2 separate regions of the Mus musculus genome follow, and region 2 is linked to region 1. The links are chromatin loops, found by intact Hi-C in ENCODE. Cell type or tissue: left cerebral cortex. All regions are shown on one strand. Each heading gives the region's core, and the rest is flanking DNA. Links, peaks and the distances in the headings are about the cores only.

Evidence for each region. A loop is a pair of places that touch in the nucleus more often than their neighbours do. Peaks named below come from ENCODE experiments on the same cell type or tissue, not always from the same donor. Only the 100,000 strongest peaks of a DNase experiment are listed, where the experiment ranks them.
Region 2: it touches region 1 in a loop (4-fold over the local background); 2 of 42 quality-filtered maps call a loop at or near these places.

Annotation. Positions count from the first base shown.
Region 1 is chr9:48,629,997-48,646,594 of GRCm38, reverse strand. No RefSeq gene overlaps it. Among named protein-coding and RNA genes, the nearest start is that of Gm32280, 32 kb to the left of the region's middle. In left cerebral cortex, for the core only: no CTCF peak of the experiment used is centred there; a DNase peak (open chromatin) is centred at 8,122; H3K4me3 peaks cover 275 bases.
Region 2 is chr9:49,454,343-49,470,940 of GRCm38, reverse strand. It overlaps Ttc12 (tetratricopeptide repeat domain 12), which reads left to right. Exons shown (of 22, transcript NM_172770.3): 6 at 591-712; 7 at 4,110-4,169; 8 at 10,480-10,551; 9 at 12,231-12,291; 10 at 12,757-12,945; 11 at 14,039-14,108; 12 at 14,992-15,080. Among named protein-coding and RNA genes, the nearest start is that of Ttc12, 24 kb to the left of the region's middle. In left cerebral cortex, for the core only: no CTCF peak of the experiment used is centred there; no DNase peak of the experiment used is centred there.

The sequences.
Region 1 (16,598 bases), core at 3,166-11,165:
AGCTGGGTAAGACCCTTAGAAATCAACTTTGTAAAGACACCTATGACAATGTAAGCTATAAGGGGATGTGGCAGGCACAGGATGGCCTGGAAGGGGAGGTAGAGGCCTAGGTGTCTGTCTCTTCCTAGTCCAGAAGCCCCTTTGCGTGGCCTGAAATGAGCAGAATGCCTACTTGACAGCATAAGTAGGACTCTGTCTCCACCTAGTGGCTAGTGCTTGAAGGTGCGTATACTGCTCAGGCATCTGGAAAGTGACGGGTATAACTGTCTTGGTTGAGTGAGGATGGGTAAGCAGAGACTATGATTCACATGATACCAGGGGAGAAACACAACCTGATTATGGGAGGTCAAAAGGATCTTTCCGGGAGTCCTCCTGAGCCACTGCATCTTCACTCTTTACTTTTTCTCCCGTTGCACGCTTGGCGATTTAGATCCCAGTCTTCCCAACCCTCAAACGCTAATTCATATTTAACCCTCACCTCACCCGGAGGGATCAGCAGACCCAGATGGACTTCAAATCCTTAAAGCTTCTTTACCAAGGAAGGCCCAAACAGGCCATTGGAACTGAACACCACCTCCAGGCTGGTTTTAAGAAATGACAGGAGACTGTGTATGGGGACAGTGGGGCAACCTATGTCCCTGTGTTCCAGAAGCTTCAGAAAAATTAGAAATGAAATGCTGTGGCTGCTGCCCTGACACAGGACTGTCCCTCCAGGGCAATGTAAAAGCCTAACACTGTACACTCCTCCTCCCCTTGCCCATCTCTAGCTGGATTGGCCTCTGTTCTCGAGACTGTGGCTCTTCCTCACTCGGATACCTGAGTCCCCACCCATGGGCCATTGAGTGTCTTTCCCCTTGTCCCTTGGTACCTCTGGCCACCTCGGACAGTTGCATTAGAATGGGTTAGAAGATATCTCTCACCATATTTCTAGCTATGACTCTGGTTAGCTCTACATAGCCTCAGAGAAAATCCCTGGCTCCATACCACCTGTTAGTTCTCCTCCCACCCACTTCTTTTAAAGCAGCATTTGGTTTTTTAACTGATATCTATTGGGGTGGAGGTGGAAGGTCTTCAGGATAAAGTAAGCTTCTAGTGACCCCAGGTGGACAGAAGAAGGAAATGCACACGTGGTGTCAGGCAGATGAGAAGTCACAGTGACAGAGGGAGGGCACAGGGACCTCCCGTGTCTGACCTGAGAGACACCGACCCAGCTCCCAGAAATCTCTTAACGACTAACCTCCGCTCTCTGCCCCACCAGAGCTTGATCTTCCCGTTAATTCTCCACAGAGCAGCTGAGATCAGGCTAGGCCGTCTAAATTAGATTTCTCTGATCTCAAAGAAAATTAAAAAAAAAAAAAAAAAAAAAACAAGAATCACATGGACAACATGGCATGAAGCCCCAGAGGGTCTCATGGCGCCTCTCTCTCCCCACAGGCTCCCTGTCTGCCTTCAGAGACTGGGGACTGCCACTAATTCCCAACATGGATGAACTCTGAGAGGGAAGCCCCCGAGTGCTGTGGGTTTCTGGGATCCCGGGTGTATGACGTAGGGTATCTATGCCCTGTCAAATGTCAACCCTTCCTCTTGTGCTCCGCATCCCACGGTCTTCTTAAGCTCTTGGCTCATGCATTTCTCTCTGGGGCCTCACTTCTCCATGACCTGCCCATTCCCAGAATTATGGAAACCAGTCTTTCTGCAGTTTAGGATGGAGGACCTGTTAGTTCTCTTACAGCTAAGAAAACCCAAACATCTGGGTTTTCTTGGAAAGTTGTTAGATTCTGAGAATTCATTCATTGATGGCAATATCTACTCATATACTAATCCTGGGTTTCCTCACATTGCCCTGGACTCCTGTAGGCTACGGTCTATACTGGGTTTGGCCTGAGTTTCTTGTTATTCCATGTGTGAGTTATGCTGGATGTTTTAGCCTCTGCCTACCACAGGACTTCGTGTCTCTCTCTCCTGAGGCTTGAAAGCAGTTTGAACTTGGAATGTCCCTCCCAGGCTCATGTGTTTGAACCCTGAGCAGCCAGCAGGTGGTGCTATTTTAAAAACTTGTGGAACCTTTAGGAGGTGGAGCTTTGCTGGAGGAAGTAAGTCACTAAGAGAGGCTTCAAGGTTTCATATTCCAGCCCCACTGCCAGTCCACTTTCCATGTCTTCCCTGCAGCCTTAAACTGCTGCTTTCGTAGATGTCTTCCTTACTGTGACAGATTACAGCCTCTCTTAAGCTCTGCACCAGATTCTAGGAAAGGTCCTAAGCAGTGTGGCTCCAATCTTCCTCTCTGATCCACCTCCTTCCACCATCCTCTTACCCTGGTGCCCAGCTCCCCTGCCTTCCACCTGTTTCAAGCACAGGGCAAGCTTTCACATGAAGCCCCACTGCCCTTTGCCAAGATGTCTTGGCCCCATAGATCTATGTATGGCTGCCTCCTTCACATGCAATTCAGGTCTCAGCTCACCTATGCCTAGTCCCAAACTTGCTTTTCATAGCATGTACCACCATCAGACCCAATCCTCTTGTGTGTGTTTACGGCCCTGCTGGCCTTGTTTCTATTACATGCTTGCTTACAAAATATGCTTGCCACACAACTGTTAGTACAACCAACGCTAATATTTATTTAATACCATCATTTGTCAACTGTTGTCTTAGGTCTCTACATTTTTCTCCTTGGAGTATTTTATATTAGTTGTTAGTTGTACACACTAGGGGCCAGAGAAATGGCTCCTCAGGTAAAGGTACCTGCTGCCAGGTCTGATGACCTGAGTTTGGTCCCTTGGACCCCACCATAGTGAGAGAAGGGAACTGACTCCCACAAGATGTCTTTTGACTCCACCTCCCACACTAAGTATACAAATAAATAAATGTTAACATGTGCACATAACTTACAAAAGAATGGCTTTTACTATAACAGTTTTACATGTTCATATTATAGTTTGTGCTGGTATTTTTTCTTGCTATGTCAACACAGCTAACATGAGCAACTCAAAAAGAAGGAAAGTTTTATTTTGGCTCATAGTTTCAGGGTGCAGTCCATCATGGTGAGGAAGTTACGGTGATGAGTGTAAGACTGGTGACCACATGGCATCAGAGTCTGGAAGCAGAGGCAGGTCAATGCGTGCAGCTAGTTTTCTTCTTTGTACTCAGTCTTGACACCCCCCCCCCAGCTCATGAGACAGTGCTGCCTATGTTCAGTTGGATCTTCCCTGCTCAGCTAAACCTTTGTGTAAACATCCCATAGACACATATCAGGAGGCGTGTTTCCATGGTGATCCTAAGGTCCATTAAGCTGACAATGAAAACTTAACCATCATAGCCTTTGATTGTAGCTCCCCCATCCAATTACCCTCTCTTGTCTTAAGCCTTTATTGGAAGCACTTTAAAATGAAAACTTTCAAAGACACTCAGAAGCTGAGAGAATAAAATAACGAACACACCGTGAAGCCCATCATATAGATTCAAGATCACAAAGACTTTGTCAAACCTGCTGCATCTTTCTCTGTGTCATGATCCTAGGTTTCTAAGTATAAAAATATTTAATATCCCAGCCACCATGTTTTTCTTCTACCTACTTCCACATATTAATATTTTAGAATGAGTCTTCACCTGGACATGGGGACACAGACCCTTAATCCCCAGAACTGGGGAAGTAGAGGCAAATGGATTTCTGTGAGTTCAAAACCAGCTTGGTCCTCTTGGAATCTTTTACAGCCAAGGCTACATTGTGGGACTGTCTGAAAGAAATAAAAAGAAACGAAAGCTTTCTTCTATAGTGGCTGTGTTGTTCAGACACTTTTAAAGACTAAGAATGAGGGGGTGAAGAGATGAATAAGAACACTGGCTGTTCTTGCAGAGGACCTGGGTTTAGTTCTTAGCATCCACATGGTGGCTTACAGCTGTCTGCAGCTCTAGTTCCAAGATCCAATGCTCTCTTCTAGCCTCTGTGGGCACTGCATGCTTATGGTACACATACATACATGCAGGCAAACACATAAAACAAATATAACTAAATCTTTTTAAAGATTAGGAAAGATTTCTCAATAGCTTTACGCAGTTTCTGTTCAGATTTTTATGATTGACTTAAAAATAACTTTTTAAAGTTTATTTGTTTTATTAAGGAGCCAGGCTAGGCCCACACATTGTATTGGTTTGCATTGTTTTCTGGCCTAGGGCTGGGTTGTGGGAAGGGTATCTGAGGAGATCCTAAGGAATGCAGTCATCTGGTTGACCCAGCTTTGGGACAAGCAGAATGGGGACAACTAGTCTCTGTGAGACTCGGAAGCTTTGAAATAACCGATGGACTCACTCCCATTCACAGGGTCACTGTGGTGATAACTGAGAGCAACCTCACAGAACAGCTAATTGCTCCTCTTGTCTCAGTCCTTTGGCTAGCTTCTCCCAGATGTCCGGAACATCTGTATAATCCTCCCACTTGTTTATAAATTTGCCTCTTTGTCTTGCATCTCCCGGAGCTTGTGGGAGAGGGTCAATCTCCTTGTACCACTTACTGTGTCTCCCAGATCAGCTGCTCAACAAAGCTCATGTGCTTTGCTCTATTGGTTCAAAACACACCAGAACACACTTTTACGTATCTGTATTAGCGACTTTTCTCATTGGTGTTACAAAGTACCTACAAAAGCTATTCAAGGAAGGAGGGGTATAGCTTGGCTTAGCGTTTCAGGGGCCATGATTCACTATGGTGGGGAAGTTATGGCGGCAGAGATCTGCCACCAGGAAGCAGACAATGATGAAGGAGCTCTGGGACCCCAGCCCACAGGACAGTGCTGCCCACATTTGGGATGGACCTTCCTTTCTCAGCTAAACATTTCTGGAAGCATCCTCACAGACGCGCCCAGAGGTAGGTTTACCTGGTGATTCTAAATCCCTCTGAGTTGACCGAGAAGATCAACCATCACGGATGCACTGGATTCTTATTCTGGACCTGCCCTGAACCTGTTCTGAATTAATTATTGAGAAGGCAAGCAAGTAACTTCGGCAGGCCACGTTGCACCAGGACCGCATTTTCTGTTTGTCCTGTGCTATCTTAGAGCTCTTGGGCTCGGGACATAGACGTTCCCTAGTGGGTGCATTAAATTGACATGGAGAGAAGAGAAGAGCAAGGGTCTGGAGGACGCCGGCATGGGCTCCAGGTGAGGAAGGCTGGCCTGCACTGGGTAGAGTCTCCCTGAGGCTCTTTCTGTAGATCTGAGCTCCCGCCTGCCTTTTTCTCACTTCTGGACGCGCTCATCACAAAGGTGTACCTAACACGTGAACTCAGCTTTTATTTACCTGAAAATGTATTTATCTCTCAACTTTGAAGGATGGTCTTATTGGATATAGACTTCTGAGCTGATATGTTTTCTAGATTTGTTTTCTTTTGTCTAGGGTGTCTCTGCCTTTGTCTCCCAAACCCAGTGTGTCTGGTGGGAACTCAGTCTCTGGTGATTCCTGTTCGTCCTCTCCTCCACAGAGCCACGCCCTTTCTCTCTGGCCGGGTTCACATATTTTTCAAAAGTTTCAGTCTGATGAGCTCATGTGTGAGCTTCCTCGGCTGGAGTCTGGCTGAGCTGCCTGGGTCCCAGGCTCTTCACGTGTCATGTCGACCGAATCTTAGGAGCTTGTAATGCTTTGGCTGCTGTTTTCCTGCTCCTTCCCCGCTTACTACAGGAGCTTTATGCCTAAGTATGCTCCACACTTGTAGATTTTCCCACAAGTTACTACCACTCTGTTTATTCCATTATGGTATGATCTTTCTCTTTCCTCTGATTGCATAATTTCTCTTTTTATTAATTTTTTTAGCACACTGCATTATATTTCATACATGATCATCACACTTTGCTCATGGCATCTGCCCCCATTTTTCTTTTCTCCTTTCCTCTCCCCTCCTCTGCTGATTCTCTCTCTGCTTTTATGTCACCTATATCCATACATATTTAATATTTTTGAGCATGCATATTTAAATCTAGATTTCATTTGAGTGAAAGACGTAATACTTGTCTCTTCCCCATCATCCTCTCTTGCTCCATCTTGCTCCCTATAGTTACTTCCTCCACATCCCCCTTTTTACTCCAATATCATGAGTATGCTTTTTTAAAGTCTAGATTCCTTGTATGAGAGGAAAAAGGATATTTGTCTTTTTGAATCTGACTCATGGCTAAATACAATGATCTCCACTCTCCTTCTTTCTCAGCAAATGGCACTGTGTCTGTCTCCAGTAAGTCTGAGTAAAAACTCCATAATTGTAAATTTCCCATTCTTTATCCTTCTGACTGGATAATCTCTATATTACTGTATCCAAGTTTATGGATTCTTATTTTGACACCTTCAGCCTGCTGTTAGTGTCATATTGCAAACTCTTCATCTCAGACATTAGATTTTCATTCTACTTCTTTAAAATAAGATAAAAAACTTTTTCTGTCAAAATTTTATTTTCGTGGCTCATTAAAATCACCTTTTCTCTAACTCCTTAAACACATTCATAATGGCTTTAAAGTCCTGGTCCATTAATTTTAGCATCTGAAAGTCTATTTCCACTGAGACCTTGTCATTTTACAGATAGCACTTTCCTGTTTCTTGACATATTTAGTGCTTTTTTTTTCTGGAGGCTGGGAATTGCCAGTGTAGGGTATAAAAGTCTGGATTGTGCTGTTAACTCGTTAGAAGCAATAACATCTTTTCTTCCCCAAGCTGGTTTGGGTCAGTATTTTCATCAAAGGAACAGAAAACAAACTAGATCAGAGAGGGTCTGGGGAGATGGCTCAGCAGGTAGAAGCAGTCAATGTGTGTTCTAGTTTGGTTTCCGTTGCTGGGCTCAAACAACAGGACCAATAGCAAGTTGGGGGAACAAAGGACATATTTTGGTTACAAATCATAGTCTATTGGGGAAGGCTAAGGCAGGAACTCAATGCAGGATCTGAAATAAAGACCATGGAGGAATGCTTACTGGCTTGCTCTCTGTGACTCATTCAGCTTGCTTTCTTACCCCAGGGGTGGCACTGCTCAAAATGTGACTGGTCCTCCCACATCCATCATTAATCAAGCCCACAGGCCAATCTCATGGAGTTGATTCCCTATAGTTCCTTCTTCCCCCCAAATGACCTTAATTTGTGTTCAGTTGACAAACACTAACCACACAATGCACAAATATAAAGCCCTGAATTCAGATTTCCAGAATCAGATCAAAACAAAACAAAACAAAACAAAACAAAACAAAACAAAAAAACAGGCTACTTGCACTGTAACTCCCGTGCTATATGGGAACAGAAGAGACACAAAGGATTCTGGGAGTGCTGGCTACCAACCTAACTGTAACATATCACATCCAGCTCAGATTCAGGGGGAGAGCCTGTCTCGTAGGAATACGACTGAGACCAAGAAAAGAAGAGACCCAACATTCTCTTCTGGCCTCCATGGGAGTTCATGGGTGTACATACATGTCCACACTACACACATGTGTACACACCACACACATGTACATACTGTATACATATACACACTACAGACATACAGACACACAAACACACACACATGCACACACACTCACACACACACACACACACATACACACACACACACACACACACGTGCATGTGCATGTGAATGTGTGCTGGCAAAACCACCAGAACATCACGAGGAAGCCTCTGTTGCAGATTGAGTGGCTTCCTTCTAAAATGATTTGATCAAGTCTTAGCCTCCTACTTCAGAACGTGACCTTTACAGGGGCAATTAAGTTAGAACAAGGGCACTAGGGTGGGGCCAACCCTGTATGACTGATTTCCTGATAGAAGCAAGAGACTGAAACACAGAGACACACACAAGAGGAATGGCACATGAGGCAGATGTGTTGCTGCATCCACAGGAAATGTCCAAGACATCCAGAGAGCGCAGGATCTAGGGGAGATCGGGACACACTCCACAGCACACACTCCACAGCACATACAGTGACGAGGCGCACGCTATACAGATAGTAACTGCCTAGGATGTACTGACACGGAGAAAGGTCTGCGCATGTTCAGTCCAACACCTTCCGCTCTAGAGGGCTGAGCTGTATCTCCTTGCCCCTCCCTTGCCACGGGGTTCTCAGCTCACATCTTAAACACCTGCCCCTTCCCATCCCCACTTTCAGGAAAAACACCATTTCCAACTGTGAATGCCAGCTTCCTGCGTCTCCTCATACATTTGACTTGTTTTGGCACCCGTCCTTGCTTTTCCCTCTCCTGTCAAAATATTTAGTGTTTCTCTGTCAAAACCTCATCCACTTTTAGCTCCCACCCTGTGTCTTTCACAGCCAGGCCTGTGTTTTTGCGATCTTGTTTTCGCTCCTTGTCTACACTCCCTCTCACCTCAGCTCACTCCCATGCCGTAATCTGGCTTCTGTTCTCTGGCTTTACTGATGTGCATCTGTCGCCTTTGATCTTGATTAATTCTGTCCCTGTGCTTTCCTTAAGTCTATTTACTATTTTAGTAACATCTTCATTTGGATGCTTAACTCATCTGTTAATGTCTTTTCCTGTTTGCTGAGTATTTAAGGCTGTAAATTTTCCTCTCTTTGATTTGTGCTGGATGCCCACTCCCCTTCTCCCCGCCTCTGCAGTTATTGCCTGTTTGTTTGGTTTTTGCTTCCTCTGTCAACCTGAGTGTTCAGGTGAAAATTATCACGATTTTAGGTACCAGATTCCCTTGTTTTCTGGTTCTGACATCAATATTATTCTGTAGCACTTTGGTCTGAGGAAATACTGGATTATTTTTAATTTGAGGGATTTTTGGAATTTGTCTGTGATTTTTCTGTACGGTTGAGTGTAAATGGCTGCTCCATTGCTAGCTTAAAGAGAAAGGATAGTTTCTGCTTCTAGATTATAAAGCTCTCTGTGTTAATTCGCTAAATTTGTATTAACTAAATGTTTGTGTGTGTCTGTGTGTGTGTGTGTGTGAAAGAGAGAGGAGAGATGGAGAGAGAGAGAAATGGAGAGAGAAGGAGAGAAAAAGAGAGAAATGGTGAGAGAGAGAGGGAAGGAGTGTGCAGGTGCAAGAATACATGCATGCCCATGCAGAGGTCAGCCCAAGGCCCTCTACTTCTGTCCACTTTACTGCCTTGAGACAGTCTTCTCATCTAAACTGTAGCTTGCCTTTTGATCAGGTTGGCTAGCCAGTGAGTTCTCAACATCTTCAGGTCCTAGTCTGCTAGTGCTGGAGGTACAGGCATGAGTAGGCGCGCCTGGATTTGACGTGAGTGTTGGATGAGCTCAGGTCCTCCTGCTTACAGAACCTGGGCTCTGACCTACTGAGACATCTTCCACGCACGTTTTTGTTTCCTGTATCCCCATGTAATTTAGGGACGCACGGGCAGAGGAAACTTCTACTCTTCCCCTGAATTGACTCTAGGTAGAGCCAGAGCAAAGGAGATGTTTTTGTGATTGTTCAATAGCCCAGCATACCATGAGGAGGGCATGGGAGAATCACTCCTCTTGTTCTTGAATAAACCAGTCTGGTGCTGACTTAATACTCGGGCACCCTTACCAAGAACATTTTGTTTTCTCACAGTCTGGAGGCTGCAAGTCCAAGATCAGCCTCTTGGTTGCTTGGGTTTCTCCCGTGCCATCTCTCCTTGACTTGTGAGTAGCTGCCACGTGACTATGTCCTCTCATGGCCTCATCTCTCTGTCCCTGTCCCTGTCCCTCTCCCCCGCCCCCTACTGTGTATGCGTTTGCTTCAGGTGTCTCTCTTTCTCTCTGTCTTACAATGATGCTGGTCCTATTGGATTAGAGTCCATCCTTAGGACAAAAGACTCTGTTTCTAAATGCTCACATATGTGGTTTGATCTGTTTCCAGCCCAGAGCTCTCTCTCTCTCTCTGTGAGTCCTTAGACCTGAGTCAGATTTCTATTAGGGCCCTTCAGCCTCAAGCTGAGCATGCTCAGAACCAAACTCATCACTTCGCACCCTCTCACCCAACACACCTATCCTGCCTTTGTCCCCAGTACTATCAGCATCTGTCACTGGTCAGGGACAGAAACCAATGGGTTGTGTAGGAAGGTGTAGTTCAGTAAGCACTAAATATTAATACCTAACTTGGGACTCAGTAGAGCGCTTGCTTAGCAGGTACAAGGCCTGGGTTCAGCCTCCAGCATCACAGAGACACTGTGTGGTGCGGCATCTCTGTACTTGTAGTTTGAGGCCATCCTAAGCTACAGAGCAGTTTGAAGCCAGTCTAAGATACATGAGACCTCATCTCAAAAGTAAAAACAAAAACCCAATTACGGCGTCTTCCTCTTCTCACTAGTACCTATGGGTATTCATAGGGGGTTTATTGGATGTGGGGTGTTGGGCTGTGCACAAACAGCCTGGTCCCCAGTAGAGCAAAGGTCTGGAACCCCTGAGCCCCGGTGGGCCGGCGGTGATTTCCACCTGCATGGGACAGAAGGAACTCAGTCACGCCTCCTGGGCACCTGGCTCCTGTCACAGCCTCTCACAACCCCCCTGCAGAGGCGTATGCGGCATCAATCACATAATAGCTGCACCAAGCCCTCCCACATGCAAATAAGGTTTCCCCAAGCTCTCAGTCCAAGCCAATGAGAAGTACCTTCTGTCAAATCCTGAATCACCCCCCCCCAACTGTATATAAATCTTATCCAGGGAATAAAAGGGGTGTGAGAACTACTCTGTCATCTGAGCCTTCTGTCCAAAGAGCTGTAACACTTGGGAAGAGGTCTGCTCCCCCGATATGTGGCCTGAAGCTCTGCCACACTCCTCAATGGCTTGTAGGTCTCTTGGCGGCCCAGACCAACCCGACTCAGGGAGATGGAGGTGGAGCCAACCGCAGCAGCAGAAGCAGTGGGAGCGGAAGGAACCTCCCCTCCCTGCCCGCACTCGCTTCCCTTCCTCGGAACTCCTGGGCATCAGTCTGGGCCAGGAGATCTCCGTGGAAAGCCTCTGGTACCCACAATTGGAGACCAGGCAAGCTACTGAAATGATTCGAAGGCTTTCTATAGAACAATAAGGGGAGAGGAGGAGACTGGGGCTCTGACCTAAAAGCCAAAGCCACCGAAAAGCCTGGGGGGTAAAGGAGGAAAGTACAGTGATCTATTGGAGGTGACAGAGACAAACAGCTACACAATGGAAGGCTCAGGAAAATCCCTTCACTGGCTGCTTTGTCCTTCACTCGAATATTTAGGGGTGGGACTTGGGTTGTGGCTGGATTCCTGAGAGTAGTTTGATCAGGAAGGCTCCTGAGGTTGTCCTTCTATGAGCTCCACTGCTGTCCATGGCTCTGTGCAAAGCCATAGCATCTAGTGGCTCACACAGCATCTGATGTCTTGCAGGCGAGTTTTGAATTCACAGTAGATATCTACCTGGATTCTATGCTTGTCCAGAATCCTTTGGGAGTCAGATTCCTTCATTTCTTCCTGAAATACTGGTTGTTAGAAGAAGTGTGGGTCTCTTTCAGCCCGGGTGAGATTTGAGAGCTAGTAGAGAACCATGCCATTTTAAAATCAGATCTGCATTCCCTTCAACCAGCACAGACTGGAGTGTGAGGCTGGGAAGGTGTGGTTTTGGTTTTAATTGTCAAATCAACACAATGTAGAATCACCTGAGAGAAAGACCTCTTAAAGCATTTCTGAGGAATAGTCTTGTACTGGCTAGTTTTGTGTCAACTTGACACAGCTGGGGTTATCACAGAGAAAGGAGCTTCAGTTGAGGAAATGCCTCCATGAGATCCAACTCTAAGGCATTTTCTCAATTAGTGATCAAGGGGGAAAGGCCCCTTGTGGGTGGGACCATCTCTGGGCTGGTAGTCTTGGGTTCTATAAGAGAGCAGGCTGAGCAAGCCAGGAGAGGCAAGCCAGTAAAGAACATCCCTCTATGGCCTCTGCATTGGCTCCTGCTTTCTGACCTGCTTGAGTTCCAGTCCTGACTTCCTTGGTGATGAACAGCAGTATGGAAGTGTAAGCCGAATAAACCCTTTCCTCCCCAACTTGCTTCTTGGTCATGATGTTTGTGCAGGAATAGAAACCCTGACTAAGACAAGTCTTGATTATGTCATTGGTATGGGAAGACTAGTCCACTATGTGGCATTGTTCCATGGGTTGGGGATTCTGGAGTGTGTTGGAAAAACCAAGCTGAGATCTAGTGTGCATGCATTCATTCATTGATACCTGGTCTTGACTATGATATGACTAGCTGCTTCAGGTTCCTGCCACCTTGACTCCCCTGCAGTGATGGATTGGAACACGGAGCTGTCAACTAAAATGAATCCTTTCTCCCTTAAGTTTTTTTTTGTTGGGCATTTTATTACAGTAACAGGAAATGACACTAAGACATTACTGGCAGGAACTGGTCACCTTCAGAGTGTAGATCCTCCCTGAAGGAAGATAGTCACTGCCCCTGACATATGTGGTGGGAGAGCCTGAACACCTCTAAGCTTCTAAAGTCAGATGGTCCTGAGTGGGCTTATCTGCTCTTCATCCCCAGCAGAGGAAGCTACAGGGCCTGAGGGAGTGTAGGGAGCCTCCTTCCAAACTCAGTGTGACCTTTACAGTCTTTACCGTTCTGCTTGGTTGTTCCTGTGACGAGTGAGAGTGTCATAGTGAGTGGCTTTCCCATTTGTCCCTAGAGGAGGAATGGATAGAGCATTAAAATCAAACGACGGACATTGTCCTAGTCAGCTTAAATTGTCAACTTGATTGGGGAGTTGCTGATGCACCTGTGGGCATATCTGTGGGAGACTTCTGATTATTAGTTGATGTAAGAGAGCCTCATTTACAGTGAGAAGAATCATCCCTAAGCATGTGGCCCTGGGCTATGCAAGGAAGGGGGCTAATCATGAGCAAGTCAGAGAGTGAGCCAGCAAGCCACAGTCATCTATGGTTCCTGCCTTGTCCTCCCGTGGTGATGGACTGTGACCTGGGAGTGTAAGCTAAAGTAAATTCCTTCCTCCCCTAAATTGCTTTTGGCTGGAGTGTTTTATCACAGCAACAGAATTGAAATGACAGATGTCTTTCCACAATTCCCAGAAGAAGAAGAAAATCCAATATACTTCTCCAATTAAAATTTTCCTGCAATCAGATTTTCTAATATCTTTGATGCCTGCATCAATTTGTTACTATAATACCTCCCTGCCACCCCCCACACCCCAGATAGAACAAATGAACAGGATGCAAATAGCAACTAGTGGCACACCGAGTTCAATAGCCCACTCTCCTCCCTCGATCTGTGGGCATGCAGCTCTGATTCTGATATACACGTACATCTGAGCAGCGCAGAGTCATGCTTCCTGCTTGCAAAACTCTTCATAATTTGTTTATTAGAACTACAGAGACAAGTATTTCCTGGTGTGTTCCAAAAAGGACCAAGACTTCCAGGCGTTCTGCCATCTGAAGATGTTTAAGAAGCAGTTAATTGCTCCGGCATCAGATGGCAAAAGCCTGCAGGTAGGCAGATAGGTTTGAGCAAGAGAATCGCTGTCCCACTGAACAATAGGTTAGAGGCTGGGCCAGAGGCAGGATTATAACAAGACCCCTGGGTCCAGGCAGTCTTCCCTCCTCATGCCCTTTTTATCTTGCAAATCTCTTACTGGGGTCCAAATGCTACTGCAATTTTATGTCAATTCTGATTGCTGACAGTGCTGTTTGAGCAGGCCCCACACTTTCCATCTGGGCTCCACTCTATCAAGGAAAGTTCTGTGTGTTTATTGATTGGCTTTTGGAGCATTAGAAGATCTCGAAGGGACATCTTGGCAGTGAAGAATGAAGAGGGTAGGAAGCCAGTGACCTCATGAGAAAAAGCCTGTTCTTTCCTCCCAGGTACCCATTTCCACACACTTTGCCTGCCTTCAGCATCCACAGTGAGTCCTGAACAGTGCCTATGGCTGTGAGTCCAGATGAAATCCCTCATTCCAGAGTTTATATTTCCAAGTTGTTCACTCTCTGCTGTCAACTCCAGCCAGTCTTGAGCAGGGTTAGATGGTGTCTTAGGGTTTTACTGCTGTGAAAAGATACCATGACCAAGACAGCTCTTATAAAGACAACATTTAATTGGGATTGGCTTAGAGGTTCAGAGGCCCAGTCCATTATCTTCAAGGGAGGAGTATGGCAGAATCCAGGCAGGCATGGTGCAAGAGATGCTGAGAGTTCTACATCTTGTTCTGAAGGCTGCTAGAGGACTAGCTTCCAGCTAGCTAGGACAAGGGTCCTTAAGCCACAGTGACACACTTCCTCCAATAAGACTACACCTCCTAATAGTGCAACTTCCTGGGATAAGCATATTCAAACCACCACATTCCACTCCCTGGCTTCCATAGGCTTGTTGAAACACATTAGTCTGTGGGAGCCATACCTAGCCATAGCATAATGAAAAATATATTTAGTCCAACTTCAAAAGTTCCATAGTCTATAACAGCTCAACAATGTTAAAAGTCCAAAGTTCAAAGTCTCTTCTGAGATTCATCCAATCACTTAACTGTAATCTCCAAAGCAAGATAGGAAACCAGCTGGGCAAACTCCAAACTCTGCATCTCCATGGCTGATGTCAAAGCGGTCTTCATATCTCCAACTCCCTTTTCATCTTTGTTGACTGCAACAAACTTCTTTCTCCTGAGCTGGTTCCACTCCTTGTTAGCAGCTTTCCTCAGCAGGTAATGCAAAGTGCTGGCATCTTTAACATCTTGGGCTCTCCAAGTCAACTTCAACTTCACAGGTTCTTTTTCCAGTGTCTGAGATCCACACATGATCTTCTGGGCTCTTTCATGGGGCTTGGATCACTTCTTCAGCTCTGCCCTCTGTAGCACTGTAGGCTCTGGCTGATTCTACTCCACTGCTGCTGCTGCTCTTCGTGATCATCTCATAGTACTGGCATCTCCAATATGCTCTTCTGCTGCAACTAGGCTTCACCAAAGGCCTCTCGTAGGCTCTCTTCATGGTGCCAAACCTCAACTTCTTTGCATGACCTTTTCAGTCCTGGGCTGTCAACTGCAACCGAGTCTGCACCTTCACCAATGTCCTTCCATGGACTCTCACAGTGTCAAGCCTCAGCTGTTCTCCACGACCCCTTCATACCTTCAAAACCAGTACCAACTGGATGATTCTTACACCTTCAAAACCAGTACCAACTGGATGATTCTTTCACATTACCAAGTCTAGCTGAAGCATGAGGTACAACCTTGGCTATCTCTGGAACACAGCTTTTCTGTGATTTCAGAAAACACTTCCCAGAAGGTTTTACCTCAGTGATACTGGCCTCTTCTTAATCACCACTAATTTCTTAGCTCCAGCTTGCCGAAGACCCTCTGGGCCTCTTTGTCTGCGTGGAATGGGTCTCTGGGGCAGGTAGACAAAGCATCAGATGAGATGACAGACAGATGCACACAGGAGAGGTTGTGTAGAATCTGAATGTAATTTGTCAAATCCAGCATCAAACTTTTTATACAGAAGAAAATAAGGAAGTTGGGTGATACACCAGCAAGGTACAAAGAGGCTACTGGATTCTTACATAAAACAGAGGAATGCAAACTCAGAAGGTCTAACAGGAACCACCTGGGATAGAATTCATTGTTAACAACTGGGATCAACAAGAGCTCCACCTAAGATTCACTTGATCTTAGAAACCAGGGTCAAGGGCTTTGTGCCCTTGCCCTAGTTCCTATTTTAGTCTATTGTATAGTCCACCTTTCCCTTAGGCCATTGTAAATACCTGTGTATGGGTGTAACTCAGCTATCTATACTTCTAAGTATCTATTCTGGTTCCTCTTTAGGTCTCAAACTTCCTTCTTCCTAGATGATGGTAAATTTCTGTGTAGGGCAGTGACTTAGCTTTTATTCAAAGTGATAGTGTAATACCAGAGGCTATTCTGAATGTCACTGAATAGGCAACATTCTTCCTGAATTCCAAGCCCATGGTCTGCTCAAGGACTTTCTAGGACATTGGAACACTGGCAAAGGCTTTAGCTATGTCAGAATTCAATCTTAAAAGGCACTTATAATAGGATAATACTAAAAGAGAGCACATGGATCCATACACTAGACTAACTCGGGAATGGAATATTAATGTATGGGTTAGAGAGAACGCCAGACTCCAGGAGTGAGTTTCCGTGAAACTCTTCTGCCTTGTGAGTAGCTTCCAAGCCTCTCGGCTTGTCAAGAGTGTGTGGCACCAGCTAACCAGCATCAATTGTCCCAGTAGTCCCTTCTATCCTTGACTCTAAAGCTAGAGGATCCACATGGCCAGCCAAAGCTGCCTAGTTCTGCTGCTCACTGAGGCTGGAACATGTCTCCCCTTATTCTATTACCAGCTTTCTGTTTTCCAACTCCCTCACTGTCTAAGCCTGGCTGTCCTGGAACTTACTCTGTAAATTGACATTGAACTCAGATGTGCATGGCTCTGTCTCGTCAATGCTGGGATTATGGACTTAAACTTTGGTCCACTTGGAATTTGCTCTATACCAGGTTGGCCTTGTACTCAGAGATCTCCTTGCCTCTATCTCCTGGGATTAAAGGTGTGTACCTCCATGCTTGGACCTAAGCTTAGTTGAGAGGGATATTGCCCCAAATCACCACTCTCTTAATTTGTTTATCTCTTTGAACATAGGATTCGGCTTCATTTCACTTC
Region 2 (16,598 bases), core at 2,818-10,817, 820 kb before region 1:
CAGTCAGCAGGACACAGCCTTAATGAGGCCCCCTGGGTAGATTGAGCCAATCAGATTCCTGAATGGCTCTTGGGAAATAGGAAGGAAGAGAGGCTCCACTGGCTAGCCTGAGCTAGAGTCAGAAGGAAAAGAGACATGAGGGGGAAGGGGAGACAAAGTATGTGAAAAATCGATAAAATGGTGTTGTATGTGTTGGGGTCGGATGCATGAATGTGTGGAGTGTGTTTTCTGGTTGTTTTTTTTTTTTTGTTGTTGTTGTTTTGTTTTTTTTGTTTTTAATTTCGGATGGTGTGTTAATGCAGATCTTCCCCACTCCCCATTTGCTCAAAGACCATAGGGACCCTTGCTTTGGTCAAGGGTACTAGTGGCACAAATATAAGCCTCAGTTCAGAAAAAAAAAATCGTTTCTCTGAGAGGCTGCATAGAAAACCTCAGCATAGATTTGAAGGGGGAAAATATAAGGAAATTGGACCTCAATTAACGGCAGCGAAAAATAAGCAGCGCTGGGCCAAACTAGAAAACCGGCGATCTAGAAGGACCTTCCGACGTACACTGAGGGCTGACTCTGTGCCTTTTTTTTTCTCTCCCAGCCCTGAAGGAGAAGGGGAACGAGGCCTTTGTCAGGGGCGACTATGAAACAGCCATATTCTTCTACAGTGAGGGCTTGGGGAAGCTCAAGGACATGAAGGTGCTGTACACCAACCGAGCCCAGGTGGGTAACCCCCGGCGTCCACAGTGGCGACTCCGAGAACCGGTGCCCGGCGTCCACAGTGGCGACTCCGGGAACAGGTGTCGGGAACCCCGTCAAAGCAGAGGCAAGGGTAGACAGTATCGTTGGTGGCAAATGTTTACCAACAGGCTGCAAGTGCCAGTTTCCATGGTATAAACACGTCCCGTAATCAGCCTCATAGCCTCTGAGAACTTGAAAACTTCCACTAATGTTTTTGGTGGTACTCTCAAAGGCCATTATGCCAATTTGTGCTTATTATGTCAAACCTGCTTTTTGATTCTATGACTGTGGTTAGATTGGGTAGCCAGAAAACTGACAGCACTTTCTCTGAATGTCAGGGTTTCTGGAGCCCTTTCCCCTCAGGTTTATTTTACAGGGAACCTCAGTTTCTCAAAACTGAGCCATAACTGACTGCCTGATGTTTCTTACCTGCTGCTTAATGAAGTCAGGGAGCTGGTTAACTATTGCTTGAAACAAAAATGCCATTAGTCACCTTATCTTTGAGATACAGTGAAGATTGGCGTGGCAGATTCATGGATGTGATTTCATGATAGACAGGACCTGTCAGCTGGACCTCTGTGTGACAGACTTGATGCCATGTCACGTACCAGAAAGGGAGGCAGCCGCAGAGCCCTCGTCAGCTCCGATCTCCATAAATCAAGAGTATCTGTCTGGGCTTGGTGAAGGAGAAGCATTCGAAGCCAGACACGGGGTATCCGAAGCTGGAGAGTCTGTGGGGTGACAGTGATTTAATGGCCAATAAATCTGAGAGCAATACAAGCTCCTTACCTGAGCAGTTTGCATATGTCCGACAAGAGGCCAGGTGTTTTTTTCCTACCCTCATTTGTGTCAAAAACTTGTTATAAGAAAGGAATCCCATAAAAAAGATGGCCAGGAGCATGCTTTAGCAGCGCCCCCCCCCCCTTATTGCCCTAACAAGAATATAAATATGAAGTTATTAAGGACAAAACCTGCCGTTATACTTTCCCTCAGAGCTCCGTCTGTCACAGCTATCCAATGCCCCACTAGTTATATAACACTGGAGTCGTAATAAGTCCATTTAAAGAATTCAGAAGGATCTTTTAAATGTAAGCTATTAATACAATGGTTACTTTTCTTTCACTTTCGGCATTGAATTTGGTCTTGGAAAATGTCTACCTACTGATGCCCACTCGAGCTAGTCTCCCTGAAGTGATTAGAAAGCAGTGGAGTTGAATTGCTTTTAAAATGTTATGTAATTCAGACTCATATCTAGTGCAGGCTGTCCGTCCCCCACTCCAGTTCATCTAAATTAGTTACTTGCATTTTAACTGTATTCAATTTTAAGCCACCCTTTGATTAGTTATAAGAATCTCATTAAAAGTGGCTGTGAATAAATATAAGGCAATGCGGTGAAAGGCTTTGGGGAAGCAACTTCTTCCAGCTCTCTCTCTCTCTCTCTCTCTCTCTCTCTCTCTCTCTCTCTCTCTCTCAGAGCATACATTCAGAGGCAAATAGACACAGAACATGCTGCCTGGTATTAGGAATCACTTGAGCCGCAGACTATTTTTAAAACACCTCTCCCATTTGCATGCGGTGCTAGAAAACAGTAAGGATGCTGGGAATTGAATATTGCTTGCTAAAGAAAAGAACTAAAAGCCGCACCTGCTTTGCCTTTCTATCTCTCAAGATGTTAAATCAAGATGGCTGATGCCCGATAGGTAAATCTAGTTTAATTGCCATTAAGAAAAGTAGCTCTTCTTAAAATGGGGAGAGGCAAAAGAGAATGGACAGGGAGTCAAACTCAAGTCTTAGAGGAGGCGAGAGGAAAGGAAAGGAAAGGAAAGGAAAGGAAAGGAAAGGAAAGGAAAGGAAAGGAAAGGAAAGGAGGAAAGAGGAAAGAAAGAGGAAAGAGGAAAAGGAAACGGAAACGGAAAAAAGGAAAAAGGAAAAGGAAAGGAAAAAGTACAAGGCTACATAGAGAAATTGTTGAAGCCCGTGATGAGGTCCTCGGGGTTGTTTGGACCTTAAGTCTCAGCATAAGATCATGGTTGCCATGATCTAGTTGTCTAATTGTCTAGGGGGACACGGATTTCTTCGTCCCGTATGATTCTCAAGTGCAACTCAAGACCTGAAGAAGAAGGAGCAGATCTATACTGCAAAGGCCACTGCCGGGCTGCTGCTTGCTTCCCTCCTCAGTTTGTCTGGATGCCTTGATTCCCCAAGAGTTACAATGCCACTCTTTCATGGAAATAGCTCATCTTACTGCTAAGAGTATTACAGCTCCTTGGGAAAATTTGGGTCATGAGTAAATCTAGATGTGGGCTGCATTGTTCTTGGAGACTGGGGGCCTCAGAGAAATCACTCATTCCCTGGAACCCAGGTTGTTGTTTTTTGGGGGGGTTGTTTGTTTGTTTTTTTACATGGGATCATGATTACCGTTTCTCCTGGAACTTTCCAAAAGTGTCTAAAATCTATGCAGTGCTTCTTGATAAGAAAAAAAGAGGAGGAAGAGGAAGAGGAAAAGGAAGAGGAAGAGGAGGAAGAGGAGGAGAATTAGGAGGAAGAGGAAAGACAACATATATAAATATATTCTTTATCTTTCACCCATTTTTATTATTAGTAAATATTAATTATTTAGAAAAATGGTTTCCTGATTAAATGACCTATGCCCATACTCCTATATATACACATACAAACACACACACACACACACACACACACACACACACACACACACACACACAGATACGGATATACATACATATACACATATACACACAAACACATATGTGCTCACACACATATTCACATACATACATACACACACAAACACACACATGGGTGCACACACACACATACATAATGCACACAAACACACACACAAGCTAAGATCCACATATGAAAATGAGCATGTGGTATTTGTCTTTTTACCTCTTCTATATATTCCCCAGATCTATGAATTTCCCTGCAAATTTCATGTTTTTTTTTTTTGTTGTTTTTTGGTTTTTTTTACGGCTGAATAAAACTCCATTGTGTGTCTATATCCCATTTTTATTACCCATTTACCTGTTGATGGACATCTTGACTGGTCCAATTTCCTTGGTAAATGTGTGTGCAGGTATCTCTGTGGTAGGATGTACAATCCTTTGGGTAAATGCGCAGACGTTTTCTAGCTGAGGTATGTGGTTTCTAGAGGATCGTCCGTACTGATTGCCGTAATGGCTTCACCAGTTTGGACTCTTACCCGTGAGTGAGTAAGGTTCCTAGCCTTCCCATATCCTTGATTCCATTTTCTGTTATTTGCTTACTTGGTGATATTAGCTGCCCTTTCTGTACCGACTGAGGACTCCTTTGATACAGAGTTGTGTCTGAGTATCATGTATTTGTGTCATTTCAGGCTTTTATAAAACTTGGGGACTATCAGAAGGCTCTTGTGGATTGTGACTGGGCTCTGAAGGTAAGAGGCTCCTTCTTTTGCCACATGACTATTGATCTTACTCCAGCCTGTGTCTGAGTCCTGAAGTGCACAGATAGCAGCTCCATGTGTGTCACCTGAGTTTCCTGACCTCAGTTTCCTCATCTGTGAAATGGGATGGAATCGAATTCCTGTGAGAGTTGGAACATTCACACAATGCCCTTAGCTCATACATGTGCTCCAGAGACAGTATCAGCCTTGGTCCTTGAAGGTCCTGTGTTACACTAGCTCGTTCTTCACTTGGTTCCTGTCAAATGCTCTACTTGGTGTCATGGGGAAAATATCCTTTCCTCTCCTCCAGGACCAGCCACGATTTCTCCAATGTCATCTTCCTCCTCAGCCTGGAGATCATTTGGAAGTGGATTGCACCCCACTTCTATTTGTGGATGGTTATCAGAATGATAATGTGCTGTTGTCCCACGTGGGTTGGGTTTGGGCACATGAGCAATGCTTTCCTTCATGTTCTCTCCAAGAGCATACAAGCAGAGAGAGAATCAAGGCTGTAGAGAAGAAAAAAATTGCTCAGCTCTCAGGTGCCACATTTACTCCTTGGTGACAGTATTTCATATGACTAAATTAATGTTGAAATAACCCTAAATCCAAGCTTCCCTGTTACATACTGTCACATGATCTTTTTAAAAACTTACTTGAACAAACTCTTCTCTGAGGACAGTGCACATCAGCCCCCCCCCCAAAAGGGTCTAGAAATGAGAAGCATTTTTATCTTTAAAAATGCTTGATATTTTCTGTGGTACTCCATAAAAATATGATCCTATTCTCTCTCCCCCTTTGTCTGTTTCTCTCTATTTCCATCTGCCTTATCTCTATCTCGTTGTCTCTGTCTCTTTGTTTCTCTCTGTCTCTCTGTGTGTCTCTCTCTCTCTGTGTCTCTCTCTCTGTCTCTCTCTCTGTGTCTCTCTCTGTGTGTCTCTCTCTGTCTCTCTCGCTCATTCTCATTCTGTCTGTCCTATGGCTTTTCACATATTAGGCAAGAATCCCACCACTTAGCCACAACTCCAAGCCCTTTATATTCTGAGACAAGGTCTCACTAAACTGACTAGTCTGGCCTTGAACCTGTTATCCTCCTGCCTGCCTCAGCCTCCCAAGTAGCTAAGATTATAGCCCTGCACCATTAGGCCTAACTTTATAAAATGCATCTCTTTGTTGTAATGTGTAAGAGAACATGAAGTGTTGTAAAGTGACAGGATTGACAGAGGAGTGTGTGTGTGTGTGTGTGTGTGTGTGTGTGTGTGTGTGTGTGTAATGTGTTGTAATGTGACAGGTTTGACAGAGGAAAGGCAAAGAAAACAGAGTACCTCGGACCATATGCCATTTTGCCTGATTAGTTGAAACAACTTACAGTCAGATAAGGTAGAATCCTAAGAGAAGGTTCCAGGTGTATCGGTGCCTCCAATTCCCCAGGACAGCACCTGTGACCTCACCCAAAGACCATGGCCTAAATCAAGAATAAACATTCACAGCCACATACTGGCCATATTCTCTTGCTCTTCTTTGTTTTTACTTACTTATTTGTGTGTGCATGTGTGTCTGTGCATGACATGTGCATGATATATGTGTAAGTGTGTGTGAGTGTATGTGAGTGTGTGTGAGTGTGTTTTGTATACATGGTGTGTGTGTGTGTGTGGATGCCATAGCACATGTATAGAAGTCAGAAAAATCCCCACGGAGTTGGCAGGTTCCAGACATTTGACTACTGTCTCCAGGCTTGTGTGGCAAGCGCCCTTACCTGTTGAACCATCTCAATGGCTCCTCTTGCTTTTTTTTTTTTTTTACTGAGGATATAAGTGAGGGAAACAGGAATGAATCAGAAAATCCCCCCCTGATTCTGGGGTTCACAAAGCATTGTGAACCTGCAGGTAGCCTGAAGCACCTGGTTATGTCATCCCCCTGAAGGCACAGCGTGGAGGGACCCAGCTCTGCCACACTAGGCCAGTCATCATGAGAGCAACCACACGCTGACGGCAGCACTGGATCTCCTGCTCACCCACGCTGTCGCTGTCACCTTGTTTGCTCACAGTGTTGTCATTCTTGTTGTTTTTTGTTGTTTTAGCTTGTTTTGTCTTCTGGCACCAGTCGTTAGCAGAAAAGAGCTCAGGAGGGTTTCCTTGGCTGTTTCAAACATAACAGCAAAATCGATCATTTGCTGCAGGCTCACAGCACAGGTTCCGTTCAGTGCCACTATTTTCCATAATTTTTCCAACCAAAAGATGAGCCCCCAGAGATGAATTAAGCCATTTGCATGGGTTCGCAAAGCCAGAGGGCACACTGACTGCCAGCCTGTACTCTCTTAACTATCTACTATAACAAAGCCCCTACTGAAAACCAAAACTCCGGGACCCGTGGGAAAGGATCCCATTCCTTTCTGAGATAGAAACGGATCTCCTGTAAGGAGCTCCAGAGTACAAGTCTTCTAATCAGACAAGGGACCAAAGAGTTAGACACAGCCCACGCTGACCCAGGCTAACACATTGGCCTCTGCCCAAATGTTGAATGAAGCTCAACATAATGAACTAAATGAGACACCAAAGCAGAGCAGACCCAGTGGAGGCGGTGTCAAAATAATCGCCAGCACTCAGAGCCCAGTCTTGTTAAATGCCCAGTGAGGCTCCCAGGGAGAGGTTTGGATCGACACAAAAAGAATTTGAAAACGGGTTAACTTCTGCTCTTTGTGGAAGCCACAGATTCCAAGGAAAAGGTTTGCTCTCTTTAAAAAGTCTTTATAATCTCAGTAGCAACAATCTCTGGCACTCTATTATTAATAGTATAGGGACTTTCATGGCAATTTAACATTTCTTGACACTTATAAATTGGAAGAGACCAGCCTGAGTGATATTTCAGGGCTGATGTCCCTTGTCAAAGAAGATAAGGGCGGCAAAGCTGCTCTCCGTCAGGAGCAGACGAGTGTCACCATCAGAAGACCACTTCCTGCCCAGTGAAATCCATCCTGCTTTGAAGGCCACACCCCATCAAAGACAGTGTGGGGCTCATTGGAGTAAATGCATGTGCCAGAAGACTCCTGGTTAGACTGGACAGGTCCAGTCATAAGAAGGTAGTTGCTCTTTGTGGGTGGAGAGAGGATGTCATAGCTATAGCCACTTCTCTTTGCCATGCCTATGAAGGTCATGGGCTTCAGCTCAGGGACTTGGATGCCCCCAGCTGTGTAACACTAGTATTCTGCCATGGACATGCTATGAATCCCTGGTTCTCATGAGCAGAGGTGCAGGGCATCCTCTCTTCCCCTTGGCCACACCTCTCCTGCTTCCTAGATTTCATCCTTTGGATTGCATCCTTTGTGAGTTCCCTACGCTCACCACCCTGCTTCCTGCCCTCTTCCGTCCAGGCTCCTCATCTCCTCTCGTGAGCCTCACGGATTCACCTGTCATCTCTGAAAGTCCCTTGCAGACCAGCTTCCTCAGCTTCTCCCTTCTCCCGGCTCCAGGCCCACCTCCACCACCTCATGCAGGTTTCCATTTGGTTGTCTTGGCATCCCCCAAACTCAGAAAGCTTCTCCTCTACCCGCCCTCCTGACCCCTTTCTGCTAGAGCCAATTGTGCCTTCCCTGCATCTCGGCTAGGCTCTGACTTCTCAGCACGCGGAGTTAGTCCTCAGCGCTCATCCTCCTCTGACATAGCTCTGATGTCTGCACTCTGCTTTCTGCAGCTGTCACCAGGACCTCAGGCATCAGCCCTCCTTCCATGTGGCTGCCTGGACCCCTTGCTCATCTCCCTGCCTGTCCCTGCTCTGGCCAGTTCTGCATGCCACCTCCAGATCATCTTGCCTTCTTGCCAACAATGATAGTGCAACCCTCCTCCCACTTGCCATTTGAGACTTTCGTGTGGAATCTTTTTAGCTCCTCCTTCCCACCCCGTCTTTTTCCTCCACCCAATACTTCAATTACAGTTGGACCATCCATGAGGATCCTGAACTCCCCTCTCTCTGGTCTCTCTCTTCCCATTCCCCTCCCTTTCTATCATCACCCTCCCTTTAATGCTTTCTTTCACTCAAGACTCAGTTCAAATACCCCCACATTGCCTGCTCCTCTCATTGTAGGGTCTCCTCCACTGAACCTGGGGGAAAGCTTTCCTTGTAGTCTACAGCCATTTTTTTTTCATAGCATACTTCAGAAAGAGCTTTTGATTTTATTTGCCGTCATTGTTTCTGGTACTGGGAATTGAGCCCAGGGATTTGAGCATATTAGGCAAACTATGCCCCTCAATCCTAATAACATTTTTAAGCCCCTGTGTCCTGGAATTCAATGGCCAGATTTCAAATTCTAGCTCTTCCATACAGTGATGATGCAACTTCGAGTCCCCCCACCCCCCACGCACACACCTCCCGCGCTCTCCTTGTCTGGGACATGGAGATACCCAGGCCTGTATTGCTGCATTGCTATGAGGTTCACAGAGATCATCCATCCAAGCTATCAAGTTCAGTGCTGACCACATGGAACAGACTGATCAGTCTGGGCTCTTATTATTCTCTGTATTAGTCCTATTCACTTCATAATAGATCAGGAAATATTATACATAAAAACTCCTGGTAAGAGTTTCTCTAGCAATTATTGTTTCCTCTTTTGCTATTATTTAGCCTTTCTATAAATCACATTTGCTCTGAAATGTATTGTTGCTGCTGTAACCACAGCAACGGCAGCTAATGGAGTATTAGGAGAGTGCTAAGTGTTACCCAATTCTCCCTCCCAACAATGGTTCGGCGGAGGAGACTGTGAATTACTCTCCTTACGTTCCGGATAAAGAAAACGCTTGACCAAAAGCTGGTGGCCTAACCACCATTCTGAGCTGTTAATTCACCTAGAACATTTTAGACTCCTGAGACTGACCCCCTGAACCTTCTAAATCTAAACCCTAAAGGATATCTCACCTGGCTCAATCACTTGCTTATAAAGGTGATGAGTGTATATCAATTAACTGATGTTTCAAGTTTTAGTTCATATGTTTGTGCTGGGTGGCTCCCTGCAGACTTACAATGAGGAGGACCAGGCAGAGTCAGGGCCCTTCTGCGAGTGGTAAAGCCTTAGCTGTACACTTAAACCCTCCCTATTGTAGAGGGTCATCCATCTAGGTCTTAAGTGATACTAATGGGAATTCCTGTTTGTTCTGTACGGTCCAAAGAATGATCTGCCAAAGCCATACTTTCTGATTTCGATGGGTGAGTTTATGAAACACATAGCAAACCAATGGAAACAAGGAGAGGGGGAAAAGAGCATGGGGGGGGGGGAGGGGAGGGAGAGTGAGCACGTGAGAGCTGGGGTTCTCAAAGACAGCCCCAAGCAGAACATAGTATCTGGTAAAAGAACAAGTAGCAGCAGGTAGGGTTTACATCATCAACCCAGGCACTTGGAACATCCAGCAGGAACAGACTGGGGAAGTTGAGGCAGTCACCTGGAGTTCCCCATTGAGCTTTCTCTCCACAGAGAAGCTTCCCAAGGCTCAACTCCTCCCTCCCTTTCCACCATAGGCACCCTTGGATCAGTAAGCTCTGTTGCAGCTGCTCTCGAGGGCACAGTGTTCTTACTCTTGGGCTGTTCTGATGTTCTTTCTCCCCTACCACAGAGTTAGCAGGGCCAGCCCACCCCCAGACAGGAGGTCTTGGAGAACACTTTGTGACTGACACACATACTTGTGTCAGAAATGGAGTGGGAAGCAACCCCACTTCAAGTCCCAGATTCCTTCTCAGTGACCTACAAGGACACGTGACAACATGCATTACACCAGTGTTCATGTTATGGCTTATTTTCAAGAAGGGACTTACTGCCCACTAAGACATGCTCCTAACCACGGTTGCCTTCCCAGAGAATTCTGTCTGCTAATGAGCAAGTAACTCCCAAACTTAGTTCTATAGTTATATCACCCAGAAAGCTGAAATTGTTTCTGTCTGGACCTCATTTAGACAATAACTTAATTGGTCCAGGGGCAGCCAGTCCCAGATATATATGAGCCTTCCAAGTGATTCTAGCATGAAGCCAATGCTGACTCTTTTAGACCTAGGGCCTTGCTTTACTTCTTGAGCAAGTCTCTACATGAAAGTGAGATCTGACAGTATCACTAATTTGGAAGAGAGCACACCCATGTGTCCAGACTCCTTGCGGGCAGCAATTAGCTTGGTCACAGATGCACAGAAATGTCTTAATTGTCAACTCTGGTAGCTATCCTGAGAACCAAAGCACTGGCCTCCTTCCCTTAACTAAGCAGGCAGGCCAGAGCCTAATGACTTCAGATCTGAGACATCTGATCAAACATTCTCTTTTACACAGTGTGATGAGAATTGTACAAAGGCCTATTTCCACATGGGGAAAGCCCACGTGGCCCTGAAGAACTACAGCAAGGTAAGTTCCTAGCTCTGTGAAGAGTTGGTTAGGTGTTAATCCACCCTTTAGGGTTTTCTGAAGTTCCCAGATAATACAGTCGGGAATCTGGGACAGCCCCGCCAGCTGGAGGAGTCACGTCAGAGAATCCTTTACTAGCGCTGGTTCAATTTCCTCAGAGAGAATGAACAACAAGAAAACAAGATTCACTCGTAATCTCATTACTCCAAGCATGTGAGCATCCACACCGCCGCAACATCACATGACCAATCACAGTGTCAGTGATGGTGAGGCGGATAGGCAGTGACGGGGCGTAGATACCAAGCCAGTAACTCCTAGACTGGATGTGGGACTGAAGAGATACTGGGTTCAGCACACCCATGTCTAACCTGGAATAATGCTATTTTTAAAAATGTGATAGTTTGTATTTTGTTCAATCTCTATTTTTTATTCTGTGAGTTTGTGAACATGATGTGGGAGGGGGTTGGGGGAGCAGACTCGATGTCGCAAAGGTCAGAAGACAACTCTAGAGTCATTTCCCACCTTGATGTGGGTTCCAGGACTCAAGTCTCAGCTCAGCAGGCTTGGGGGACCTGGTAAGCCATCCGTCCCGCCAGCCCTCTTCTAGCCATCCTTACCCTGTTTTCTAGAAGGTTCCGGATCAACCTTGAAGATAGGAGTGTTTATTTCCTTAGAATTTTCTTTTCTCTTAGAGATTGGTTGGATGTTCTCTCAGGATTTCTTATATATTTTCTGAGCTGTGATGGTTTGTATATGCTCGGCCCAGGGGGTGGCACTATTAGGAGGTGTGGCCTTGTTGGAGTAGGTGTATCACTGTGGGTATGGGCTTAAGATCCTCACCTTAGCTGCCTGGAAGTCACTCTTCCATTAGCAGCCTTCAGATGATGTAGAACTCTCAGCTCTGCCTATACCGTGCCTGTCTAGATGCCATCATGCTCCTACCTTGATGATAATGGACTGAACCTCTGAACCTGTAAGCCAGCCCCAAATATATGTTGTCCTTTATAAGACTTGCCTTAATCATGGTGTCTGTCTGTTCACAGCAGTAAAACCCTAACTAAGACACGAGTGATACAATCATAGCCCCCAATTCTCCCTGTACCAGTCTTTCTCTCTCTAGTCTTTCTACCATTCCCTCAGTAAAATCCCATTGTCAAGTTCTCTAGCTGAGTCTGAGGTGGCCAGTGACTGGAGTCTTCACTGTTTTTGCAGCCTGTACCTCTAAGCCCCAGGGTATTTTATTCTCCTGTTCCTGGGCCTCAATCAACAACCTCCAGCCTACAGTTTTGCTTATTTCCTGACTCCCCTGGGCATAGCTGATGGGTTCTTCTTGCAAATATCAAATCTAAGTTTAGCATATACATTGTGATTATTCTAACCTCCGGCAGACATGAGCCACAGAAAAGCCAAGACCGGGTAGTTTTCATCACAGTTTGTATTTAACAAACACATTTTAAAAAATGAATTTTGAAAATAGTACCTGTAGTGCCACAGAACCTGAGAAGAGAAGCCCAGGCAAAAATATCAAAAGCTCACCTCTCTCCCTGACTGCCTCTGTGCTGAGAGCAGGGGGAGGATAGGAAGGGATAATGAAGGAGCCGAGCCCTGGGGTGCCCAGTGCCTGCCCTGTAATCATGGTACCCCTGATCACCTCTCAAGGTCTTCTTCCTGTTTTCCAGGCTAAAGAATGTTATCAGAAGATTGAAGAGATAAACCCCAAGCTGAAGGCACAGGTGAAAGGTGAGGAGGTCCCTGCTGCTAAGCTGCATCTGAACCTGGTTTTTCTTTGTGCTTCCCTGGGATGCCCTCCCTGCCTTCTCTGCCCTAGCCAAGGCCACACACAGTCTTGCCTTTCCTGCACAGCCCAGCCCTCTGTTAGCAGGCCTGCTCTGCTCAGTCTCCCTCTCTGCCCATGTTCAGATTCATTTCTTTCTTCCTTGCCATCTTCCAATGTATTCCTAGAATGCCCCAAGCTCCTAAATGTTTTAGGCTCCGTGTTTAGATCTTACATTACTTCTAAACAGTCTCTTCTAGCAGGAGAGTCTGAATTATTTTCTTGCTCTATACTTAAACACATCCTTGAAAGGAAGAAACAAAGGGGATGGGCAGGGGCAAGAGAGAGATGCAGAGGAGAGGAGCCTCTTGTACTCCTCTGTCGGTCATTAGGGTGTTGTTCAGTTCACTTTTCCCTGCTTGTTTTGATAGAACACCTAAATCAAGTAACTCTTCGAGAGAAAGCAGATCTTCAAGAGAAGGAAGCCCAAGAATCTCTGGATTCAGGAAAGAACACAGCAGTGACGACCAAAAATCTCCTGGAAACCCTATCCAAGCCTGGCCAGACACCCTTGTTCTATGCAGGAGGCATTGAGATTCTGACAGAAATGATGGCTGACTGTAAGTTAGATACGAGTAGGGTCTGAAGAGCATTGTCGGTGTGCAGGCATGGGGCTGGGGATCTGGCTTCGTGAAACGAAGATCCCCTTCCTTCTACAAATAGTGATGGGAAATCTACTCTAATATAGGTGCCAACCTCTACCTGTACCCGCTTCAGGGGATGCGCCGACTCAGTGCTCAGGCAGGAAGCACCACACATACAGCACAAGGCACACACATGGTGTGCTGCTGTGCCATGTGTGCCTATACTGCGTACTCAAACCACAGGGTGTATTTATTTATGTTCATATTTATACTCATATTATTATATGAATATATATGGATTATTATTTATATTATGCATATGTGAATATATTATTTAAGTAAGATATTAGTATATTAAACATTATATGTATATTCATAAATATAAATATTGAATACATCAGTGCATCTATTTTATAAATTTTTGACACATCTTGCTTATAACGCACATCCGATCTAACATCCCATACCACGCACACACCCTAAACCATGTAGAAACAGAAGAAATTTTTATGATAAACTATAGAAATCACCCCAGCTGCACTTAGCAGCTGCTTCAAACAAACAAACAAAAAATAGTTTCAGAGGAAACATCTCAGTCTCCTAATGAGATCACTCCATTCTGTGACCAGTCCCTGTACACACTGATGGCAAAGATCAAACAGCTTTGATTGCCCAGTGACAGTGCATCGTCTGTACAAATGGATGGAACCTCTGGTCTCTCGTCAGTCAGTATAGAACAGAAGCATCCCAGATTGCCCCCTCAGCAGCTTCTTAGAAACTTTAAGTTCTTCTCCATTGCCCGGAAACAGCTTCAAAATAAATATATAGAGTCAGATGGCATCCCAGTTCTTTCCAGAGATTAAACAGCTCTCTAAAGCCTCCAGAGTTATGAATTAAGATGCCGACATTTTCTAAGCAGTCCCTCTGAAAGCAACCCACTGAGTGACAGATGACAATTACATTTCTGGGTGTCCAAGTCCAGCCTTTCCCACTGGGATCTTTTGATGGACTTGGCTACGCTGCAGTTCCATCCTGGTAGGTAGGGAACCTGACTTGGTTCTTGTTTCAGGCACAGAGCGAACGTTGTTCAGAACCTACGGTGGATTCAGCACCATCAGTGACCATGAGGTCATCAGAAGGTAGGAATCTTCGGACACAGCCAGATGGATGTCTCATAAGGAAAGAAAGATAGCCATATGTGAAAACAGATATTGACCTCACAGGCAAGGCTCTGTGGTCGATATGTCCCTGCTCCTCAGGTAGCAGGGCGACCCCTGAGAGAACACATGTGAACCCCCTTGAGCTCAGAGCCTTTTGCACCATGTTGCAGCTGACGGAGTGAGCCTGTCCCACAGGCCTTCTCTGTCCTTCCCAATGAGACAGCCACAGGTCCCACTGGTTTGCCACCAGCGTCTGTAAGAGTCTCCTTTATTTCTTTTTTCCTTTTGGAATTTACTGGTCATTTAAGGAAGCAGAAGCAGCTGGGTCCTATATGATTTTATTTAGAATTTAATCTAAAACCAGACCTACATGGTAGGAGGGGAGGCACTGCATTAGTTGTATGTTGTGCTGAGATGGTCCAGAAGGCTTTGGATCCTAACGTGTGTTGGACACTTGGATGTTCACTCCTCACCGACAGCCCCTAGCTGCCCACTCTCCTCTGTGCATCCATCCCTGCCTTTTCAGGCCTTGGCTGTGGACCTGGAACTTGGGAGTTGGTGATGGGCAGCTCCTTGGTTCTGGTCACCCGTGGATATGCCTTTTTTGAGGGGGCAAGTCTCACTGTGTAGTCCTGGATGGCCACTCTGTCTCTATACAGACCATACTAGCTTTGACCCACAGAGATCCACCTGTTTCCAGTTGAGAATGAGGAATTAAAGGTGTGTGCCACCAAGTCCAGCTTGTGTGTGCATAAGAAAAAATTCTCTTAAAATCTTCCTTTGCTGAGTCTGGGAGTAGACCCCAGTGAAAAGAAAGCAAAGCGATTCCCAGGATCCACATTCCTCTCCCTGTCTTCTTCAGGTGCCTCTTCTTAACAGGGAAGGATGCAGTCGAGGAGGTGCTTTGCGTATCTGTTCTAAAACTCTGGCAGGAGGTTTGCGTCGACAACGGTAAGCCTGGCCCCTCACCCTTGCTTGTTAGTCGTGTGCCACAGAAATGAAAGCTGTGTGGTCCACTATGGCAGTTCTCCCAAAAGTCAGGACCAGGAGGAGTGGTGTCTATGCTTCCTTGCCTTTTCCTTTCAGAAAGTACATGGATCAAAAGCAAGTTCTGTATTGAGTTCATTTCCCAGCCTCCTCCTCCTTCTCATTGTCCTCCTCCCCTCCCTCCTCCTCCTCTGACTCAGACACTAGAGTGGAGGGTGGGCAAGATCACTGTCAGCCTAATGAGTGCCTGCCCCCAGGGCCTCTGCCTGCTCTGCAGACTCATGACTTCTGCTCATGTCATGAGCACTGGGGATGGATAGGTTCCTTTCTCGTCTGTTTAAAGATGTTTGGTTTTGCTGACCATAGCAGCCCTTGAAGCACTACCAGCCATCCTCTTTGGACACTGATGAGCATCTGTCACTGAAATAGGAAAAGGCCAGAGGGATTTTATTTTGTCAACTCATACCTTTCTTCATACTGCATCCTCCAGAGTTTATTAAGTCCTTGCATAATCTATCTTAGTCACCTTTATGGCTTCCGTGTATATCAAGATTTTAAGTTTTTCCTTCATCTCCAAAAAAAAAAGTTTCATAAGAATGGGGTTGATTTTGAGATGGTAAACACTAGAAATGAAGACAATGACAGGGTGGAGCCTGCAAGCGGTGTGTACACTCACAGGTCCAGCCGAGAATGAGGAAGCAAGCTCCATTCCTTTAGGCTCTAGACAGCTAGCTTATCAGAAAGCCCAGTTATTGGAAGGGATCAGTAGGTAAAGCCAAGCACCAAGGCTTGTGTCTCAGAACCCGAATGAATTAACAACAGAAAAGCCCAAAACAGGTATGGTGGCATGCTGGGAATGTGGAGACAGGTAGATCCCCAGGGCTCTAGGGTCAGACAGACTGGCCTGGTCAGTGATATCCAAGTCAGTGAGAGACACATTAAAAAAAGAGGAAAAAGAGGGGAGAGAAGAGAAGAGGAGAGGGGAGGGGAAGGGAGGGGAGGGGAGGGGAAGAGATTAAATTGGATTAGATTTAAATGATGCCTAGGGATGACATGTGAGATGTCCTCTGGCCTACACACACACACACACACACACACACACACACACACACACACACACAAACACACTCAAACCAAACCAAAATAAAACAAAATGAATTATCAAAGTCCCTCGCTCGGGGGTGTGTGTTTATTGAGATTCCTGAAGGAAGGTGAGGAAGGCTTCGATATCTCTGTGTGAATCAGACACAATAGCCCAGATACTTTTGTTTTTGTAAGTCTTGGAGGTATGTCATTTTAATACCTGAAAACTGTTTTCCCCTGGGGTATGCATCCTCTGTGTGTCAAGCTCATGGAATCTTGGCTGCCCAACTCAATAAGCACAAAGCCTTTTACAAAGGAACCAGAGAATGTGCAGGAGCAGAAACATGAGAAGAAATCAGTGGCGTATTGTTGGTCAGGGAGAGAGGTTAATTCCAGCTC